Linked DNA regions of Homo sapiens: regions 1, 2, 4 and 5 are each linked to region 3. Evidence: chromatin contacts called from ENCODE Hi-C or POLR2A ChIA-PET data. All regions are on one chromosome and are shown on one strand. Each heading gives the region's core, a stretch centred on a gene start or an enhancer-like site at or near the end of the contact. The rest is flanking DNA. Distances are from core to core; before and after follow the strand shown. Region 1 has its middle 57 kb from the start of LINC01991. Region 2 has its middle 85 kb from the start of LINC01991. Region 3 overlaps LPP (LIM domain containing preferred translocation partner in lipoma). Region 4 overlaps LOC107986166 (a long non-coding RNA gene). Region 5 overlaps LPP (LIM domain containing preferred translocation partner in lipoma).

What was found. A loop is a pair of places that touch in the nucleus more often than their neighbours do. ChIA-PET counts read pairs that join two places held with the same protein, here RNA polymerase II (POLR2A). Pooled maps may share reads with other maps.
Region 1: a map of naive thymus-derived CD4-positive, alpha-beta T cell shows a loop between it and region 3 (2.5-fold over the local background). The contact joins two enhancer-like sites. A Hi-C loop is called at or near these places in 1 of 168 maps with a recorded cell type or tissue (naive thymus-derived CD4-positive, alpha-beta T cell) and 10 of 50 pooled maps. POLR2A ChIA-PET finds 5 or more read pairs at or near these places in 1 of 52 experiments (activated CD4-positive, alpha-beta T cell).
Region 2: a map of sigmoid colon shows a loop between it and region 3 (2.9-fold over the local background). The contact joins two enhancer-like sites. A Hi-C loop is called at or near these places in 2 of 168 maps with a recorded cell type or tissue (ascending aorta and sigmoid colon) and 5 of 50 pooled maps. POLR2A ChIA-PET finds 5 or more read pairs at or near these places in 2 of 52 experiments (PC-9 and activated CD4-positive, alpha-beta T cell).
Region 4: a pooled map shows a loop between it and region 3 (2.8-fold over the local background). The contact joins two enhancer-like sites. A Hi-C loop is called at or near these places in 4 of 50 pooled maps. POLR2A ChIA-PET finds 5 or more read pairs at or near these places in 3 of 52 experiments (CD8-positive, alpha-beta memory T cell, activated CD8-positive, alpha-beta memory T cell and activated naive CD4-positive, alpha-beta T cell).
Region 5: a loop to region 3 is called in a pooled map, with 8 times the contacts of the local background. The contact joins two enhancer-like sites. A Hi-C loop is called at or near these places in 9 of 50 pooled maps. POLR2A ChIA-PET finds 5 or more read pairs at or near these places in 2 of 52 experiments (activated CD4-positive, alpha-beta T cell and activated T-cell).

The regions. Positions count from the first base shown.
Region 1 is chr3:187,918,196-187,920,898 of GRCh38, forward strand. No RefSeq gene overlaps it. Among named protein-coding and RNA genes, the nearest start is that of LINC01991, 57 kb to the right of the region's middle. RefSeq lists an enhancer at 1,063-1,242. Within about 2 kb of position 1,321, at least 7 of the 41 ENCODE cell types and tissues checked have a DNase peak (open chromatin) inside an H3K27ac peak, as active enhancers do.
Region 2 is chr3:188,059,861-188,062,639 of GRCh38, forward strand. No RefSeq gene overlaps it. Among named protein-coding and RNA genes, the nearest start is that of LINC01991, 85 kb to the left of the region's middle. Within about 2 kb of position 1,464, at least 5 of the 41 ENCODE cell types and tissues checked have a DNase peak (open chromatin) inside an H3K27ac peak, as active enhancers do.
Region 3 is chr3:188,321,833-188,324,532 of GRCh38, forward strand. The region is part of intron 2 of LPP (LIM domain containing preferred translocation partner in lipoma); the gene reads left to right. Among named protein-coding and RNA genes, the nearest start is that of FLJ42393, 140 kb to the left of the region's middle. Within about 2 kb of position 1,404, at least 4 of the 41 ENCODE cell types and tissues checked have a DNase peak (open chromatin) inside an H3K27ac peak, as active enhancers do.
Region 4 is chr3:187,992,742-187,995,544 of GRCh38, forward strand. LOC107986166 (a long non-coding RNA gene) reads right to left here. Exons shown (of 5, transcript XR_001741061.2): 5 at 1,532-2,803. Among named protein-coding and RNA genes, the nearest start is that of LINC01991, 18 kb to the left of the region's middle. Within about 2 kb of position 1,515, at least 2 of the 41 ENCODE cell types and tissues checked have a DNase peak (open chromatin) inside an H3K27ac peak, as active enhancers do.
Region 5 is chr3:188,787,376-188,790,075 of GRCh38, forward strand. The region is part of intron 9 of LPP (LIM domain containing preferred translocation partner in lipoma); the gene reads left to right. Among named protein-coding and RNA genes, the nearest start is that of MIR28, 100 kb to the left of the region's middle. Within about 2 kb of position 1,401, at least 2 of the 41 ENCODE cell types and tissues checked have a DNase peak (open chromatin) inside an H3K27ac peak, as active enhancers do.

The DNA.
Region 1 (2,703 bases), core at 71-2,570, 400 kb before region 3:
AATAGCTATGAACCTTTGCATATCCCTTACCATTTATAAGGCAAACGCTTTCACATATGTGATCTCATTTTGTAATTAGCATTCACACTTTACAGATGAGGAAAGTGAGGCTTAGTGAGATTAAGTTAGTAAACTCAGATCTTCTGACCCTAGGCCAAGTCTCGAGTTGTTCTCCCCACCCCGCCCCCAACATCACTTTGCCTCTCATTGTCTTCTCATTTAAATCAGCATTCTTCTCACTACCTCTAGACAAACGCTTTGTTTTTTTAATGTGTCCATCAGAATTAAGCAAAAAAGCCATTTCAAGTGTTTATTTCTCTTACTGGGAGGGTATGCAAAAAGTTTGGAAACCACTGATTTAAGGTCTAAAGGGTCAAGCTTGAAGCTTGGAGTGGTCACTTCTAGAAGATCTGAACTCCCTGTCATCCTGGGGTTCCCTGTGTCAGTTTAATGGGGCAGGGGGAGACATCCAGTCTCTAACATACTTTTCTTTTCTAAATAAATGTAATGCCTAAGTGACACACAGATACCTGTAATACCTGTTGACACCAAATCAACAGATTGCTGGGAGAGTCAAGGAGAAGAAAGTTTCGTTACTCCCTAGGGCTTGTTGGTGAGAAAACACATGTGAGTCTTTAAATTGAAAGTGTCAGAGACGTGTTGTTCCACCAAGGGAGGAGTGGGGGGCAGTTGGCCAGCTTACTTTAACACGACTCTGAAGATAAGTGCTTGGTAAGCACTGTATTTGTATTTTTGCTTTTTGCCACTTCAGGCAACCTACCTACTGCCAATTACAAGTTGAAAAGCTTTGGAGATAGTTTGTATAGAAGGTCCTCTGCCTACAGAAACTTCTGGGAGGCTGAGTACCCTAAAAGAGATGTGCATCCGATGAGGTTGTGTCTGATTCTCCTCCAGGTTTGGACAGACCCAATTCTAGTTTCCCATTAGGGCCCAGATCCTGCCCACAGTCTGGGGGCTAGAGAGGCTAATCTCAAAGGGCTAGAAATGAGTCAGTTTCCACGCTCAACATCAGGCGTGTGGCTTCCTGAAGCACAGACGAGGAAGCGTTGAATTTCAAAGAGCAAATTTTTTTTTTCTTTGCATACCATATCCGGAACTGAAACCACCAATTCATTTCACTTAAGATTTTGCACTATACTCAGATCATCAATAACATCCCAGAGATAAGATACCAAGATTTTCTCAATGCAGACATTCTGTCTTCCTCTCTTTCTGTCTTTTGGTGATGACTGTTATTGAATTCTTCTTCTTTTTCTTCTTCTTTTTGAGTCCTAACAACACAAAATTCGGAAGCCTTTGTTTTTTTCATAGGTGTCTGTGAGTACTAGAAGTCAAATGTCCAAAAATCTGCTGAGACTTTCACCTTGCTCATAACTTTCTGCTTTCCCTTGCTAGTCAGGTGTGTGTAAGATCACAGATCCAGCATTCCACTCAAGGGGGTAACTAGATTTGCTGAGGGCTCGCTGAGGTAACCAGTCACCTCACTAAACAGTGAAAGTGGTTGAAAGATGGAGTCTGTGGCAGATTCATGCAAACTACCCTCACAATGAGAAAAGCAATGGAAAATACTCACATCCTCCTGATGCTGCTGTAACATCAATATGTTAGGAGGAAGGAAGATTCCTACATATCACAGTGCAATTTATAAACCACTTTCACATTCGTTCTGTCTTGATTCTTACCGGAACTTTTGAGATCAGCCACACAAGCATTATTCTTCCCATTTTAGAGATGGGGGCACACAACACTAACAAAAGTAGAAAGATGGACCTAAGCAGTGACAGTGACAGAGCCAGAGGCCTCCGATTAGACCCCAGCTTTATTGATTCTAAGTCCAGTATTCTTGTAACTGCTGTCTAACCTTATGTATAATATAATATTACATCATAATCCATGACCTAATGTTACACAGTCATTTGTTGACATTTTAAAATTTCAAGTTCTTGCAGGTCAGAGTTAATGGTTGTTGGTCATTACTTTGGTATAACCCTTGCAGGCCTCTGCTTAGTTTATTCAAAAAGTGGGGGAATGGCATTAAATTCTGTGTTGCTTTCAGTTCTAACATTTTGTGAGTCTATGTGTCATCCTTGGAATTGCCCAAAAGTGTTACCACAGTGTTCACCACGGAGCATCAGTTCCCAGGATGACAGTAGTTTTAGGTAAAAATTGACACCACCATCAAATAAGTTTTTAAAAAGAAGGATTGGCCAGGTGCGGTGGGTCATGCCTGTAATCCCAGCACTTTGGGAGGCAGAGGCAGGTGGATCACGAGGTCAAGAAATCGAGAGCATCCTGGCCAACATGGTGAAACCCCCGTCTCTACTAAAAATACAAAAAAATTAGCTGGGTGTGGTGGGGCACACCTATAGTCCCAGCTACTCGGGAGGCTGAGGCATGAGAATTGCTTGAACCTGGGAAGCGGAGGTTGCAGTTAGCCAAGATCATGCCACTGCACTCCAGCCTGGTGACAGAGCGAGACTCCGTCTCAAAAAAAAAAAAAAAAAAAAAAGCAGGATTATTCCAAATGAAACAGGTTGCTTTGCTACAGCCCTTCTCAGAGCCTTTGAATGTAAATCTACAGGGAGGAAATATGGATACACAACATTCCTCTTTACTTGGCCCTAGAACACGGATCTTATGAGATTAGTACTCCATGGAGTTCATTTTAATAAACAGTGGACA
Region 2 (2,779 bases), core at 214-2,713, 260 kb before region 3:
TAATCAGAAGGCCTTTTGAGAAGAATCAGTGATCTATCCAACATCTCTACTCGAGGGCCCAATAAGAATATGAAACTTACTACATCCAAAACAGGTTTCTTGGATTTTCTCTCAAAGCTGTACTGTATTTCCCCAATCTTTTTATCTTAATAAACAACCCTTCCCCCAGTTCTCAAGCTTAAAGATAAAGAATTATCTTTCATTCCTTCCTATTTCTTAACCCCCTATCCAGTTACCCCCTATCACCAGAAACAAGTCTTGTGAGTCCACCCCCAAAATTAATTGTGCACATCTCTGCACCCCACTGCAACAACCCTAGTCTAAAATAGTCCCATTAAAGCTCCTCTAGAACATTTTTTCTGCTTTCTTTCTCATTTCCTTACAATCACTTTTCCAAAAAGCAGCCAAAAGGATCTTTCAAGAATATAAATCAGATTTTACTCCCCTGCTCTTTGCCATCCAATGGCTTCCCACTAAACTCAGCAGAAAATACCAATTCCACACCATGGCCTCAAAGCCCTCTCTGATATGATCCCTGCCCTCCTTTCTGCCTTTGTCTGCACCTGCACCTCGCTACCCCTTTTCTACCCCTCTCAAGTTCTCTAGGCTCTCCCAGTTCTTCCCCGTCACTCAGTCTCCACCAGTTACTCTTTCTCTCCACCCTAAGCAGTTGCCCTGGCTGGCTCCTTCTCATTCTTCAGATGCCAGCTTAAATGTCACCTCCTCACAGAAACCTCCTCTGCCCACCAATCTAAAGTAGCTCTCCATTCCCAACCAGTAATTCCCCATTCCATCAGCCAACCAACATATACACTGTTTACCTTTACACACAGAGAGAAAATGTAAATTCCATGAGGGTAGGAGATTTCTATGCCTTGATTTTGCTGTATGTGTTATGCCTAGCCCAATGTTTAACACACAGTAGGCATTAACTAAATATTTGTTAAATAAATAAATTAATGAATACACAAATGAGTGGGTGATAAAGGTAGGGTAAAGAGATTGATGTTTCAAAGTTCCCTTCTGGCCTTAACATTTTAGGACCCTGTGGTTTCAAGAGCATAATTTTGTACTTACTGATGTGGGCTCAGCTCTTAAAGTAGAGTGGAATTTAGAGGGGAAGGAGATGAATGAAGTTGCCAGGATCCAGCAGCAGGCTGGGGAGACTCCCTGGAAGAAGTGGTAGATACACTGGGCTTTTCAGCCTTCAATATTACTTAACAAAAGGCATTTGTCATCTTACAAAAAGGTTTACCCTAATCTCCATTTCAGTTGCCAACTACTCTTCTACATTTAAAATGTGATCATGTTTATAAAAACTTGATGGGCACACTTTTCAGGAACATCTAGTTTCTAAGCTGCACTGTCCTTACATGCCCTTGGGCATAGGTGTATGCTGATTAGCAGGTTTAATTTGACACAGATAAAGAACACGAAGAATTTGCCCAGAGGCCCATTGACCCCCCCTGCTGGCTCCATATCTGAAGGAAGGATCTGTTCCATACCTCAGAGAAGACCCACTTAGGACAGGAAGTGAGTCATCTATGTTCCACAGAGGACCTATCACAGGTTGGACTATACTAAATGTGAAACAGATTAAACTGGAACAAAATCATGACATATTTGTTCCCTCCCACAGTGTGAGACGTTTCATAACCTCTTGATACTTTACCCTGATAACTTTGAGAGCTGGAGAGGTCTTCAAAAATCACTTGTATGTCTCTCTCTTGTTCTGTAGATGGGGAAACTGAGGCCAGAAAGGCTGGTGCCTTATCCAAGTTCACACAGCAGGGGTAGCAGGAGATCCCTGTCCTGAAGCCCAGACAAATATTCCATAGAAGCATACATATACAAGCTGATTTTTAAGAGAAAACCTATTGTGTCCTTTTGTTTAATCGTCATAAATAACTTGATGATCTATTTGTTTAATTTTTTTTTTTTAAAAGACAGAGTTTTTCTCTTTTTACCCCAGGCTGGAGTGCAATGGCACAATCTCAGCTCACTGCAACCTCTGACTCTTGGGTTCAAGCAATTATCCTGCCACAGCCTCCTGTGTTGCCAGGATTACAGGCGCGTGCCACCACGCAGGGCTAATTTTTGTATTTTTAGTAGACACGGGGTTTCACCATCTTGGCCAGGCTGGTCTTGAACTCCTGACCTCGTGATCCACCCGCCTTGGCGTCCCAAAGTGCTAGGACTACAGGTGTGAGTCACTGCACCTGGTCTATTTGTTTACTTTTTAATCATTGAAAAATAAAGTTTTAGCAAGTAATCTCTAGTGATACTGAGGTTTTAGGACAACTTGAAGGAATCGGCTTAAAATGTTAGAAGCTGTCACATAATAAAATAGTAAGACAACCCAGACCAACTTATAAGAAGAGGTAAATGTTATTTTAACTATCAGGAAAGAGTTATATCATTTTCAAAACAACCAGAAGAACTATTTTTTCTCATTTTAATGTCTATAGTTAGGATTCAGAGACGATCACTTGTGATTTTCAGCAACTTAAAGTTTGTATGAGATGGGAAAGCCATAGAGGGAAGCATGCCAATCTTTTAAACTGTTACACATGAAGCGTTAGAGACTGGAGTGCAGCTATTAACTTAAAAAAGGAAAGAAAGTGGTTTATGCTAGCTTTTTCAACTGTCAAATGATCAGTTGGAATTTAGAGAGTAACAGTGTTTCAAGACAGAGATACATTTAAACATCATGGTGCTTGACAGGCAAACAGGAATCATTTGCCCAATTCCTTTAGAACTAGTCTTAAAAAAAAAATGC
Region 3 (2,700 bases), core at 154-2,653:
AACTTTGTGAAGCTACCTTGTATTTATGGTTGGAAGAGTGAAATACCTTTATAAGGCATCCCATTTTCTTAAGATAGCCAGCAAAAATGAAGAACATTGATCCAAGTGTTTATTTACTTATTGATTTAATTACCATTCTCATCAGGTGTCCCTGTCATCTCAGCTTATGATAAGGAATCTTTTCAAGATGCTTCACCTCATCACTCTCTAGGTAAAGGGGGACAGAAAAGGATGCTGCTTACATATACGAATCCCCATCTTTGCTCAGATATTATGTCTAAGGGCCTAAGGACTGGATAATCTTATTTTTTCTGTGGCTTGATCCTTTCCAACATTTAATCTATGGAGGTTGTGAGGATAACAATGAAAAGGCAAGTTTAAGCTTGGACTGTAGATACTTTTCACTGGGTGGTTTTATTTTATTATGCTTCATTGTGAACCAGAGCCTCTGTGAACATATGACTTATAGGCCCTCAGGCTTCCACTGTGTCCCTTTCCCTGATTCGTCCTTCTTCACTGCATGCCCTGGTGTTGGGTGAGGGAGCAGGCTTTATGTGATGTCATTTTCTCAGAGCCCTGAGCTGGGAAATTCAAGAGTCTCCATGATTCCTAGTTAGGCATGGAAGAGACCCTAACTGGTCCCTCAGGAACATGTTTGGTTGGTCAGAGGTAACTCTTATAGAATCTATGATGGCTTAGTCGTTCACTCTTCCTAGAAAAGACCTCTTTAAAAAGGCCTTTTGGTTATATACGGCCTGAGTTTTAAGTAATATTTGCAATGTTGATTCTCTGGTAGAAGAGAATGAAAAGTTGTGAGTGCTCTTGGAAGAGTGCCGGACAGCTGTAGTGATGGGAAAAGTATTGGCCTTGGAGTCAGACCTGTGTTTACTTCCTGGCTCTGCTATTTTCTAGTTGTATGACTCTATGCAAGTAACTTCTCATCTCTGAGCATTAATTTCTTCACCTGTTTGACATAGACAATGTCTGCCTCACAAAGTTGTGATATGTTAATGTATGTGGGATACCTATCTCAGGACCCAATACTTAGTCTTTATAAAACACTAAATGAATTGGTTTTCTCATGTATGTCTTATGGTTTTGCTGGTGATGGACCAATAGTCATCTTCCATCTTCACTTTAGAGGTGGGGGAAAAGGGCATTAGAGTGATTGTGTGGTAAAATCCACTCTAATTCTAGCTGTGAGAAAAAGAGCGGTGAAAATGTGGTAAGCAATTGCTTCTAAAAAGCTTGGACTAAAAGCGCTTGATGGATTTGTGCTGGCTTCCCGGTAGACTCATCTCTGTACTGCCCGCACAGCACAATTAATTGTTGTTACTAGAGAAGGAACAAATAAAGAAAAGAGAGAGAGCAGACATAAAAACATCCTTTCATCTTTCTGAAGACAGTCCCCTTTGTCAGATCAGTGGAGCTGTACCTGTGAATCACCTTGGGAAAGCACAGTGTGGGTAACTAGAAGGAAGGTCTTGTGGCTCATTTTGTACCCACTTCCTGGGCTGGGGAAATATCTAAACTAACCTTTCTTACTTGTCAATATCTACTACCGTTCACCATGCATCTTCACAGATGAGGGCCTCTTTCTCACATCTTCACTCCAAACACATTACTGTGTAGACAGCCACTTATTTTCTGGGAAGAAAACTTTGCAAAGCAGTAGCAGAATAAAGTCGAGGGTAAACAGAGGCCATGGAAAAGCACTAGAGTTTGAGTGCAGAGACATGAGTCTGAGCATGAGCAGTGAATAGCTCATGAAACACTCAAGTTGCATTCTCCTTATGTGGAAATAAAATAAGTCATGGTTGTTCTATGCACGTGGCACCTGACCTTGGGTCCTTATTGCTATGCTGCTAGAGTCTATGAATCAAGATTTGCCAGTTGTGATCTTGAAATTTAGTCAGATTAAAAGGGAACTCTGACTTTGAGGGTGAATGCCCCAAGTGGGCATCTTATTCTCCTATGGATTCAGCTTGTTAGGCAGAATGGAAGTGGAGGTCATAGATTTTAGGGTTTTCTCCTGGGATTGAATCCAGCTGAAGCAGGAATGATTCTGGGTGAGCTATATAACGTCTCTGAGCATTAGTTTGTCATTTTCTTACATAGGAATAGAGTTATTGCCAGATTTGGAGATAGTACATGTTGCAATGTGGTTGACACAGAATAAGCTTTCAATAAATGATTGGTATTGTTGTTGTTGTCGTTATTATCTATAACTACAATAATTTCCCTAGCCTTATTTTATAGGGATAGGTTGTGGCAACATGAAATGTGACTTGGAAAACTGATTTGCACTAGATAGATAGAAACCATGTTTTTCTATCTATATAATGAACAATGTCATTTAAGAAAGCTTAGAGGCAATTCCACCAGCACCATCTTCTTTTTTATTTCCATTCCTAGATTATTTGCCCTCAAGTCTTTGGTAATTTCTTTTTGCCACATCTCTTGAATGTTTCTTCTTTACTATATTCCATCTATTATTACCATAAGTCCAACGTTCATCACCTCCTGCTCCACTGTTGTTCCTGTCTCCTGGCTCTCCTAGAGCCTTGGTTCTCAAAGTGTCATTCACAGAGCAGCAGCATCACCCGAAATGCGTCATCTCAAGATCTACCAAGACCTCCTGAAGCATGAGGCATGTTCACCCCCGTGTTGTAGGACCTCCATATAACTCATTTAACTACT
Region 4 (2,803 bases), core at 265-2,764, 330 kb before region 3:
CTACTGAACTTTGAATGGAGTGGAGAAAGAAAAAACAAAAAACTATCTGTCTCATGTTTCTTCCATAGTCAATTGATATCCTAACATCTCAAAGTTCAGTGTGAAACAAATACCAGAATGAATTCCATAGCTAGCTGTAGAATAATGATGACAAGACTATTTCCATATTATGGCTGAGGAATTTTAAGTATTATGAAAGTCAATGGGTTGCCCATTCTTTCTTTCAATAAATATTCATTAAGCTCCTCCTATATACCCAGAACTGGATACCAAGGCAAACAAAGCAGGCATAAAGCTTATTGGCTACTGAGCGAACAGTCATAAAATAAAAAATAAGCACAGAAATATATCTAAAATCACAAATTATGATTTGTGATGAGAGAAAAAGTATACGATAGTGTAAAGAAACATAACAGAAGGGATGGCATAACCTACATGGTGGGTCCGATCCGTCCTTTCTGAAGGAGTGATCCTTATGCTGTGAGCCAGAAAAAAAAAGCGAGAGGCAAGCAGGCATCAAGACCAGCCTGAAGGCCCCAAGACTGGAAAGTGGGTGGCCAGTATAGAAGAGGAAGGACAAAAGAGGGGGTCAAGGGGAAAGGCAAGGGCAGACTATGTGACCTTCTAAGCCATGGCAAGAACTTTGAACTTGATTCTAAGTACAGTGAGAAGCCATGGAAGAGTTTTTGTTTGTTTGTTTGTTTGTTTTGTTTTTTTGAGAAGGAGTTTCGCTCTTGTCACCAGGCTGGAGTGCAGTGGTGCTATCTCGGCTCACTGCAACCTCCGCCTCCCAGGTTCAAGTGATTCTTCTGCCTCAGCCTCCCAAGTAGCTGGGACTACAGGCGCCAGCCACCACACCTGGCTAATTTTTTATTTATTTTTTATTTTTTTGTATTTTTAGTAGAGACGGGGTTTCACCATGTTGGCCAGGATGGTCTCGATCTCTTGATCTTGTGATCCACCCACCTCGGCCTCCCAAAGTGCTGGGATTATACACATGAGCCACTGAGCCCGGCCCATCAAAGAGTTTTAAACAGGGAAGAGTTGTGATCTAATTAACATTTTAAAAAATGTATCCCACTAATTGTGGAAATGGATTGGACAAGGGTGAGAGACTATTTACTGAAGTTACTGTAAAAGATGATTGAATAGAGTCTAGGGAGGTTTAAATCCCAGTTACCATAACTCAAACCACAAAGGCCTGTTTCTAAAAAAAATCATTACTTGTGATTTATAATCTAAAAAAACAGTATGCCATTTTATTAAGCAGAGTCATATTTTTTCAAATGTCTTATCAACTAAGATGACCCAAAGTCATGGGGGTTGGTTCAGGGCAATGCAATTTCTAGCTGGCATTCCTGGCCATCGTTTTCTACTTTCCAGGTTTTCCAAGAATAGTGGTTGAGAGGGGTAGTCAAAATTGGGGAATAAATATATAGGTCATTTGTATCTGATTCTCCCACCCAGCCTCAACCTCACTACACAGCAACAGCAACAAATGTCAGTGGCAGGAAGTACACAACAAGAAGAATTAACCACAATTTTTTTAATCCAAACTTACAAACATAGTCAGTCACACATACACATACAGTTGGTTTGAAGTGGAGTGAGGGGCGGTAGCCAGCCTTCTTACTTTTTAACCAATAGGATCTCATGTTAGCCATCAAAGCAACAGACTTTCAGTCAGTTGACCTTTCATGATAGAGGGTTTTGTGGGGAGAAGAGAGAGAAAGGAGAGAAAAAAAATTGAGGTTTTTGCATCATTTGTCATTCTAATAGTTGAAGACTGAATCAGTCTTATGTTGCAGACACATTAATTTGATTAAGATACAATCCATGGGTCATTCAGGCATGTAAAGTACTCTTGCTTAATTGCAAAATTAACAATAGAATAGGATAAATCATTACCAAACTGGAGGTTGTTCTGGGACTCATGGACTTTTTCCCTCACTCAATTCATTTTCTCCATCTAAAGTTCTTTTTGACACTTTGTTAAAGGAAAAATCGGGGCTAAGGCAACAGTAAGTGGCAAACCAACATTCAATTCTCAAGGCATTAGTTGAGGGACCTCATGCTCTCTCAGAACAGGAAATGCCGGTAGACCCATCTTACAAAAAGGATCGAAGAGTCCCTTCAGCTCCAAAGAGTTCATAACCATCTCATGATTCACAGAACTGTAGGAAGTTATCCAATGCCTCAAGACATCCACTCTGAAACCTGAAGCCTAAGATCCTAGTTTCCATTTTTATTATATAACTCCTTGTCTGCCATCTCATTTCTTTTCAGGAGCAGCCTAATTTTCAGGCCCTGAGCAACTTTTAGTCAAAAAATATCTACTATATTCCAGGCACTGTGGTAAGTGATAAAAATATAAAAACAAAGACTGTTCCTGGATCTCAACAAGCATTTCCTCTAGCTTGTCACTGAATTCCCTCCCTTCTGTGACTTCATGAGAGACACCTGGCTACAGCTTGGTGCCCACTGATGTGCTGTAACAGAAGCATGCACAGCACTATGGCAACACACAAAAGAAAATTAATCAAAGAGTAGGTGTGATTTCAGTTGGCCTAAAATTGAATTAGGAGGAGTTGACCATTCAGAGGAGAGAAGAGAGAATTCCCAGCAGAGGGAACAGCATGAATCAAGGTGGGGAAGTGCAGGGATGCAGGGGTTATGTGGTCATTACCCCTGCAAGAAGCAACCAGGTGCTTTCACTTATGTTGACAGGAAGTATCAGTGACCAAACATACAATCCAAATCTGGGAGAGTTAAGCACGAATCCCAGCAATATAGAGAAAGGAAT
Region 5 (2,700 bases), core at 151-2,650, 470 kb after region 3:
AAATCAAAATTAAAAACCCTTTGACAACTTTAGATCTCTCTCTCTTACACACACACGCACACACACACATACATCTAAGCTTTATTGTCTTTGCTCTACTAACAGTTCAGCTCCCTGTAATTCAGTTTCTATCCCCACCTCTCCACTTACACCACACTTCTGAACATCACCAGTGACCTCTTTGATGTTTAATACACTTAAGACTCTTCAGTCCTTATCATTCTTGAGCTCTTGCAGCATTTAAAGATGTTGACTCTATCTTTGTTTCATTTGACTTCTATAGCACCGTACACTCTGGGTTTTCTTCCTATCGCTGTACACAACTTTCTACCGTTTTTAATAGATTTCCTCTCTTCATTCCTTAAATTCTCCATTTTTCTTGAGTTCTGCCCTAATCTCCCTTCTTGTCTCAATCTGTACTCCTGAGTTATTTCATCTGCTTCCGTGAGTACAAATATCATCTGTGTGCTGAGAACTCTCTGGCCAAAATCTGCAGCTGGATCTCTCTGTAAGCTCCAGATATGTATCTATCATTTTAGCCTGCAGTCTTCATAGATTGGCCCATAGGCCCACAAATGCAACAGTTTCAGACAGAACCCAAGGTGTTCCCTTTTAAACCTGCTCCTCTCTGTGTTCCTTTTCCATGAATGGCATTACCTTGTTGCTCCAACCAAAGGCACAGGAGCTGGCCTGTATCCTTCCTCTTCCTTCAGTATCCCCTCTTATCCACTTATTAACCAATTTCTGACATAATACTTTGGCTTCCTTTATATCTTCTTTCATTTATGAGACAAGTTCCTTCAGTGTTTTCTAGTGACTTTTCATTACTTGGAAGAGACAGTTCATACTCCTCACACTACCATGTAAAGAGCTCATAGCCACATGCACACACATGCACATCCACTTGTGCACACATACCTAAACACACACCCAAAACAGAGAGATTGTCTCATGCCTGTGGCTGGGTAAACACTTGTCCTTGATGGAATGTGTAGCTTTCCCATCTCCATCCCAATCACCTAGCCAAAAACTCTCCTCCTTCAGGCCTCCATTTAGACATCACTTTTCCCTCAAGTATGTGTGATTCTTGTGCCTTATCCTCCCCATCATCCTGTAATAGCATCCTCTGCTTTTCCTCATCATAGCATTTAGAAGACTGTATTTAAATTACCTATTTGACACATACCTCAGTAGCTATACATTTTCCCTAAGGGGAGGGTTGATGTCTTGTTTCTCATTGCATCCTGCAGTAAGCACCGAGTAAGTGTTTCTTGACTCTGGGGCTGTACTGAGTTGAAGAAGGATGACATCACTGACTACAGAACCCTTTGTATAAGCATCAAAGGGGTAGCAGTGGGGTAAATGATCACATCCTGGCTAAATGGTTCCGATTCCTACAACCCTGCAGCACGCCCCCCCGGCTCTAAACCTTTTAGTCATTTCCTGTGAATCTTGCCAGCACTCATTTCATTTTTTGTTTTTTCCATTTTCTTCATCTTTCCCACATAGTATAGACCAGAATGAATCAAGGTCTAACTTATGCTGACTGTCCGTGTTGCATCATCAGTCTTTGGGGCCCCTTCTCAGTTTCTGTGGCTGCTCTTGTGCCTGCTGACTCCATCCCTGTAGACCTTGCTGTTCCTCCCAGTCTGTGGCCACTAACCTCAGTTATTTTTACTGAATGTGTTACCTCATCCATAGTGAGTCTTTTGTTGTTGTTGGGTTTTTTTTTTAGCAACAATGTATTTTTTAATTAAGGTATGTACATTGTTATTTTAGACATAATGCTATTGCACACTTAATAGACTACCATATAGTGTAAACATAACCTTTACTGCACTGGGAAACCAAAAAAATAAGTGTGACACACTTTATTCAATAGTCACTTTATTGCAATGTTCTGGAACCCTTTTTGTTGTTGTTGTTGTTGAACGGTTATTATAACATGTCTGATTTAGAGGAAAGTACACTGAACTGAAAATCAGGAAAGCTGGGCCCAGGGGGCTGGCCTTGAGCAGCTGACTAAGCCTGTACATTTAATTCAAAAAGAGCTACTCAGGTTATTCCCTTAATCGGTCTTATACTTTATGACAGTAAGCACTTACCTCGTTCTGTCACATGGTGTGGCCAGATTATGCATGTACTATGATTCAAAACATTCACGTAAATAAATCTTCCTAACATACAAGAATTATGTGTCTGTGGTGCTTTCCAGCTTTTGATGTGCTTGCAAACCCATTTTCTCATTTAATCCTCACAAAGTTGGAAACCAGCTCACTTACTTATTCATGTTTACAGGAATAATCAACATTGATGCCAATAATTTTGATTATATATTTTAAAAATCTCATGAAATTGGTTTTAAAAGAATCATTTATTAGACAAAAAGAGTGAACCTATCAACAGGCAATTCACAGAAGAGAAAATAAAAATAACAAATGAACCAATGAAATGATGTTCAAATTATTTAAAGAAATACAGTTTAAAATATTATTTTTTCATTCTCAGACCAGCCGGCATTTATAAGTTCAATGCTTGGTATTGGCAAAAGTATGGGAAGCATGTACTCACATGGGCTTGTGATAGGAGTACAAATTAATACAACCTTTTCGAAACAAAATTTAGCACTATCTTTCAAAATTTTAGGTGTGCACTATTTTTGACCCTGCAACTCGATTTCAGACAGTAGGCGTATTTGCA